Linked DNA regions of Homo sapiens: region 1 is linked to region 2. Evidence: chromatin loops called from intact Hi-C (ENCODE). Cell type or tissue: PC-3. All regions are shown on one strand. Links, peaks and the distances in the headings refer to the core of each region. The heading gives the core; the rest is flanking DNA. Region 1 has its middle 59 kb from the start of CARTPT. Region 2 overlaps MRPS27 (mitochondrial ribosomal protein S27).

Region 1 (2,819 bases), core at 265-2,764, 470 kb after region 2:
CTCCTAAATACCAACCTGCCATTTGAAACTTATTCCTCCTTGTTTCATTGCCACTGTTATCTGTACTGTAGATTACAGGTAGTTGCTAATGTAAAATAAATCCAAGCTAACTTGGCACTTCCCAAATTTCCTAGAAGTCTACTAAGGTAGAAGAGAGAAAATTGTGGCCCCAGAGCATCTGGAAGTTGTAAGGTAAGAAGCAGTCTGTTGCAAGCAGGAAACTTAATTGAAGATTCACATTTTGTCATAAAATTCATGTGAATGTTGCATTCTATTCCAGGTCTATTTGTAAGAACTTAACAGCAATGTGTTACATTACTCAATGACCAAATATGACCCACCAAGAAAATATGTCACATACATTATCCTGTGCTTTGCCACACACCTAGCACACTCTACTGTGTCCCTATGACTGGAAAAACGCAACTTTTTCTAGTTGAAAAGCATTAAGTTGATAACTAAACTTAACCCAGTTAAAGCACTCTTCTCTCCAGAAAGATCTTAAGTCATTGCTAATATTTGGGATTTCAAAGATCATGGCTCACCATTGGAAGGAAAATGTGAAGCAGAGGGCTCCTAAAGCAGATCTGGGTGTCTTCTTAAATAAAGACCCTAATGCCAGGCCCGATTCCACAGTTGTTTATCTTAGGAAAGCCCAAGCCATTTCAACTATGGGTTGAGTTGCCAATACAAGTTGGAAATATTCTGCATCTTAGCCATCTCTGAACATCAGCAGGCATACATGAGAATAGCGTGCACAATATGGCAGCTTCATAGCTTTACATAAGTGTGAGTACATTCCTTCAGTGTCGCACGCCTTAGAAAGTAATGTTGCAGTGAATACGAAAAGCATTCACAAACTGACATTTCTGTTTACCTAAGTGGTAGTTAGCAGCATCTCTGAATGATGATGTTTCTCCTATTATTTAATATCTGACAATATCTTGGCTCATGTTCTAGTGGATTTGATATAAGAAGGTTACTTGTGCAACACAGTTGTCTGTAGAGATAGAAGAATGTACTTATTTGGGGGTAAAAAGGAAAATAGAAGGATATATGCATTATGATACATGCGTCAATATCACTGTGACTATACAATGCTGTATCTTGAGGGACTTACTCTAAATACCATCCTTTCTTCCATCACATAATGCACATAATCACAGGCTTTCTGGCTCCTAGAAAAGGAAAGAATGCCATATTGATTGCTGTGGATACTAGCGGATTGAGCAGGCTGCTTCTGCCATACAGTGGGGACTGTTGAAATGGCAGCCACAGGAAGTGTCACCTACTTTCAGTCAAAGAGAAAACGTAAAATATTTACTGTCTATGCAATTCCTATTTTCAGTTATCTCAAATTAACAACAATTATAATACATAGCACACACAGAATGCTTTATATAATTGCAAGTGCATTGTGCAGCACAAAATGTACTGAAGATATGGTAAATATATAATTTCATTCTGTCATTTTACCTTATTAAATATCTAGTTTTTCTTGTATTTACAGTAAGACTACTTTTTAAAATTCAGGTCTGATATGTGTTTTTATACTTAATTTTAAAAATAGTATACTAAGTCCAAAGTAAGTAGCATTTTTGCTTTAGGGGGCAAAAATATCTCAGTCTGTGATGACAATTTTTTTTTCTATGAGAGGTTCCGTTTTTGTTTAAGCTAAGCATTGTTTTTAGGTAGAATATTCCTACCCCAAAGATTTAAGAATTCTTATAAAATAAATAGAAGTCTTTGTTTAACTTATAAGTTAGTTTTTAAACTGGATATTAAAAGAATACTCTAATGGTTGACTTCCCAAATTGATAGAGGCAGATGCAGGGATGGGTTATTTGGGCAGCTTTCCAGGGCACCAATCAACCAGGAGAACTGAAACATCAAGGAAAGCATAATGAAATGAATTTATGAAATCTCTATTTCAGACAGACTATTATATCTAATCTGAAGGAACATCTGTGATAAGCTTTTTGCATCTGGGAGGAAAACCCCCAAGTAGGAAGATAAAACTGACTGTAAGAAGAGTTTGAAACACTTAGCCAACAAGCAATAGAGGCGAAATTTCCTTTTTTTATTTTATAATTTCAACTTTTATTTTGGATTCAGGGGGTACATGTGCAGATTTGTTACATGGGTATGTTGTGACCCTGGGGTTGGGGTACGAATGATTCCATCATCCAGGTACTCAGCAAAGACCCAATAGGCAGTTTTTCAGCCCTGGTCACCCTCCCTCTCTCCTTTCCCCATAAGGGAACTTTCTTAATCTGATAAAGGGTCTTTACCAAAAATCATCAGCAATTATCATATTAAATGGTTAAATATTAAGAGCAATGCAGTAATAGCTTGTAATAGTGAAAAATTTGGAAAGCCTTAAAATCCATCAATCAGAGTAGATAAATTGCGTGTGGTGTTATTGCACAATGGAATACTAAATAGCAGTTAAAATTAATTAGCCACTTGGATCTACGTGGGTAGAGCTTGAAAATATGTTTAGAGAAAAGAGCCAGTTACAGAGTATTGAGTGAAGCGTATGTAATTCAAGTAAACTTCAAAACCACACAGCAGCATTGCATATTGTTCACAGATTCATAAAAGTATAAATGTATGGATGCTCAAATTCTTGATAGTGTTGCCGCTGGGGAAAGTGGAAAATATATAGGCCTTCACTTTCATGTAATATTTTCCTTTTTTAAGAAAAAAAAACAAGTAGAGGAAGAAGAAGAGGAAGAGGGAATATAGCAATTATGTCCAAATATTAAACACTTTTATAATTTTGTATGGTGGTGGTTACATAAGTGTTTTTCATATTA
Region 2 (2,819 bases), core at 214-2,713:
AAGGAACAGTAGGGGGAATAAGTGAGGACTAGGTGGCTTTCCACAATGACCACATACTACTCCACTTCCTCTGCCATCTTTCATCTCCTCCTGCCTTGTACAAAAAAGGCAGCATTTCTTCTTGGCTTCAACTTTATTTTAGCCAGGATACTTCACAACCAGAAGTGAATTACTGTTTCAAATATAAATAATCCTCATGAATTTCAGCATGCATGATGGGTATTTATGCAGTCTTAGCAGGCCGAGTCACTGTTGCCAAATTATCAGGCACCTACTTGAGTCCTTGTTCACTTGTTTGTAGACGCAAAATGATAGATAACTTGTCCCCTGCCTTTTAAGAGCTTAAAAGCTTAATAGAGGAGTCAGTAGAGTTACAGAAATAGAAACTAGCTATGAATTGGATTGTATCACTGGAAGTATGTCCAACCTTCCTTTTGCTACAAACAAAGAATGCCTAGGGATTCAACTTTTTCATGTGTTAGAGAATCAGAATGTTTAAAATACTGAGATGCTTTTCTTCTTTAATAAAAATCTAATTCTTAAGAAATCCTGATTAGTACTGAGCTTCTCTTCCCTCAGAAATACCCCTAAAGAAATCCGTAATCTCACATACAAACACATATAAATCTGCTCAACACTGGCTTAATTCTTTTCTGCTTTTACCCTGGTGTGCTTCATCTCCTGGGCCAGGCTCTTTGCCTGCTCATTTCTTTTGTGGCAGACTTAATCCTGACAACTTCACTAAGCCTAGCATACTCCAGAAATTCTGGTTTTTATTTCTATTCTATTCCTTTGTTTTCCTCCTTTTTTTTCTTTCTCACCTTTCTTTTTCCCAGAATTATTCAAAACCAGTGTTTAATTAATATATGTGATTTTCCTATCTTAATCATTGTATTATTTGTGATTTTGCAGAAATTTTATCTGCAGTTCCTAGCCAAAGCTTTAGGAGACATCAGGAAATGTTTGCATGTATTTAAAACTGGCTCATTTATTGCTCATAAATTTCCTACTCAAAAACCAAAATATTTCGCTTATCTCTGTCCAAACCAAGCCAGTTTCCATAACTTTATATGCTTTTATAAACAGGACTGGTTCCGGGATCCAGTTTTTCTCAACATCCTGCTGTTCCTAGGTAAAGGCCCTCTGTAGCCTAACCTTGGCCTTCAGTAACTGCCTCTCAGTCATGAAGCTGACCTGTGAGCCAGTGTGTGTATAGCTTTAGAGAGGCTGGAGAAGTCTTACCAGCTGCTTCTGGGTGCAGTTTCACTGATAGGTCAGGTGGTGGCCACAAAGCCATTTTCTGCTTTTAGGACCATCTCCAGATGGGCACCTCAGTGATGACTGTAAATACTTGTTTCTTCTCCCATTCTCCCCACAAGTAATCCTCCCTGGTTATCTACACATATTGCTCTTTGGAGGCTGATAAAATAGTGTTCCAGGCTTTAGACAAAGAACACAACTGACTTCATTCTGACTGCCTCCCTTATGTACCATGAAAGTAAGAGAGAGAGAGAGAGAGAGAGCAGCAGAGCTTACAGTCTGTCTATAGGTATTTTTTCTGTATCAGAAAGGGAGAGATGTCATCTTTAAGATAGGAGTTAGGGCTAGGCATGATGAGAGGCCAAGGCAGGAAGATCACTTGAGGCCAGGAGTTTGAGATCAGCCTGGTCAACATAGCAACACTTCCGTCTCTACTTAAAAAAACAAAAAAAAATTGGAATTAAAGGAAATTAGTAGATCAGTGGGTAAAGAATATAGATCACCATGCCTGAGCAAAAGGTAGCTACTCAGTAAATACTTAAATGAAGCAGAAATATGTCTTCTAGACTGAGAGTTAGATCTGGCAAAACAGCAGGCAGATCAGAGAGCAGGGAGAGAGAATAATGTGGTGACATGCATCCTACTTTTGATTGCTTTCTGTTTCATGAGAGGATGTGGATAATAAGAATAACTCTCCTGGAGTAGTTTCTAGTATGTCATATTTATACCAGTGTGTTTCCAGGTGAAATGCTAAGGGCCTCTTTTTTAAGCCCTTGGTCTGACAAATTCAGACTTTGATATCTAACAAGTCCCTCTGTTATCTATCTTCATTTCAAAAAATGTGTTGTTATGCTGCATTTATTTAGCACTCCACATCTGCAAAATTCTATGCCCCTGTTATTCTCTACCAAAAATCTACTTACTCATCACCCTTTTTAGATTAGCAGGCAGGGATTCCAGAAGGTCTAATGACTATATGTAGGGCTCAAAAAAAAAACTACTCACAAGCTGAGTTTTAATTTTTTCAAATTCTTCTGGGAAATTGACAGAATATACATTATAAACCAACCAATAGATGATATTGTGGTGGTTTTATTATCTTATTTGCTTTTCCTCTTACAAAATTAATAACTCTAGATCTGGAAAGGGACCCAAGGAGGTTACCTATATAAAATTTGCTTAAATTGACCAGCAAACCCTGGAGAGGTTGACTACAAAGGGGGCTTATCTTGATTGTGGTCATGATTATGCAACTGGATGCATTTGTCAAAATTCATAGAACTGTAAACTGAACGTATGAATTTTTTTGTTTGTACATTGTATCTCTGTAAACTTGACTTTAATTTTTTAAAAATTAGAACTTTTAAAGAAAGACATTTTTATCTGTATTGTGAAGGTAGATAGTGAATTCGTTGGAAATATTCAAGCCCAATCTGGTTGACTTTTGTTGGCAGGGTGGGAGAGGTGTTTTGGAGGGGACTCTAGCACCTGGTGCTTTTATTTTGTGCAGGCTAAGTGTGTGTATGTGGAAAGTTAAAATTACCTTAAATTCTTTGAGT

The links. Peaks named below come from ENCODE experiments on the same cell type or tissue, not always from the same donor. Only the 100,000 strongest peaks of a DNase experiment are listed, where the experiment ranks them.
Region 1: a loop joins it to region 2, with 7 times the contacts of the local background. A loop is called at or near these places in 5 of 110 quality-filtered maps.

The regions. Positions count from the first base shown.
Region 1 is chr5:71,777,283-71,780,101 of GRCh38, reverse strand. No RefSeq gene overlaps it. Among named protein-coding and RNA genes, the nearest start is that of CARTPT, 59 kb to the right of the region's middle. RefSeq lists an enhancer at 1,066-1,360. In PC-3, for the core only: a CTCF peak has its summit at 1,251; no DNase peak of the experiment used is centred there.
Region 2 is chr5:72,243,575-72,246,393 of GRCh38, reverse strand. The region is part of intron 4 of MRPS27 (mitochondrial ribosomal protein S27); the gene reads left to right. Among named protein-coding and RNA genes, the nearest start is that of MRPS27, 75 kb to the left of the region's middle. RefSeq lists a silencer at 1,098-1,392. In PC-3, for the core only: a CTCF peak has its summit at 1,279; no DNase peak of the experiment used is centred there; H3K27ac peaks cover 547 bases.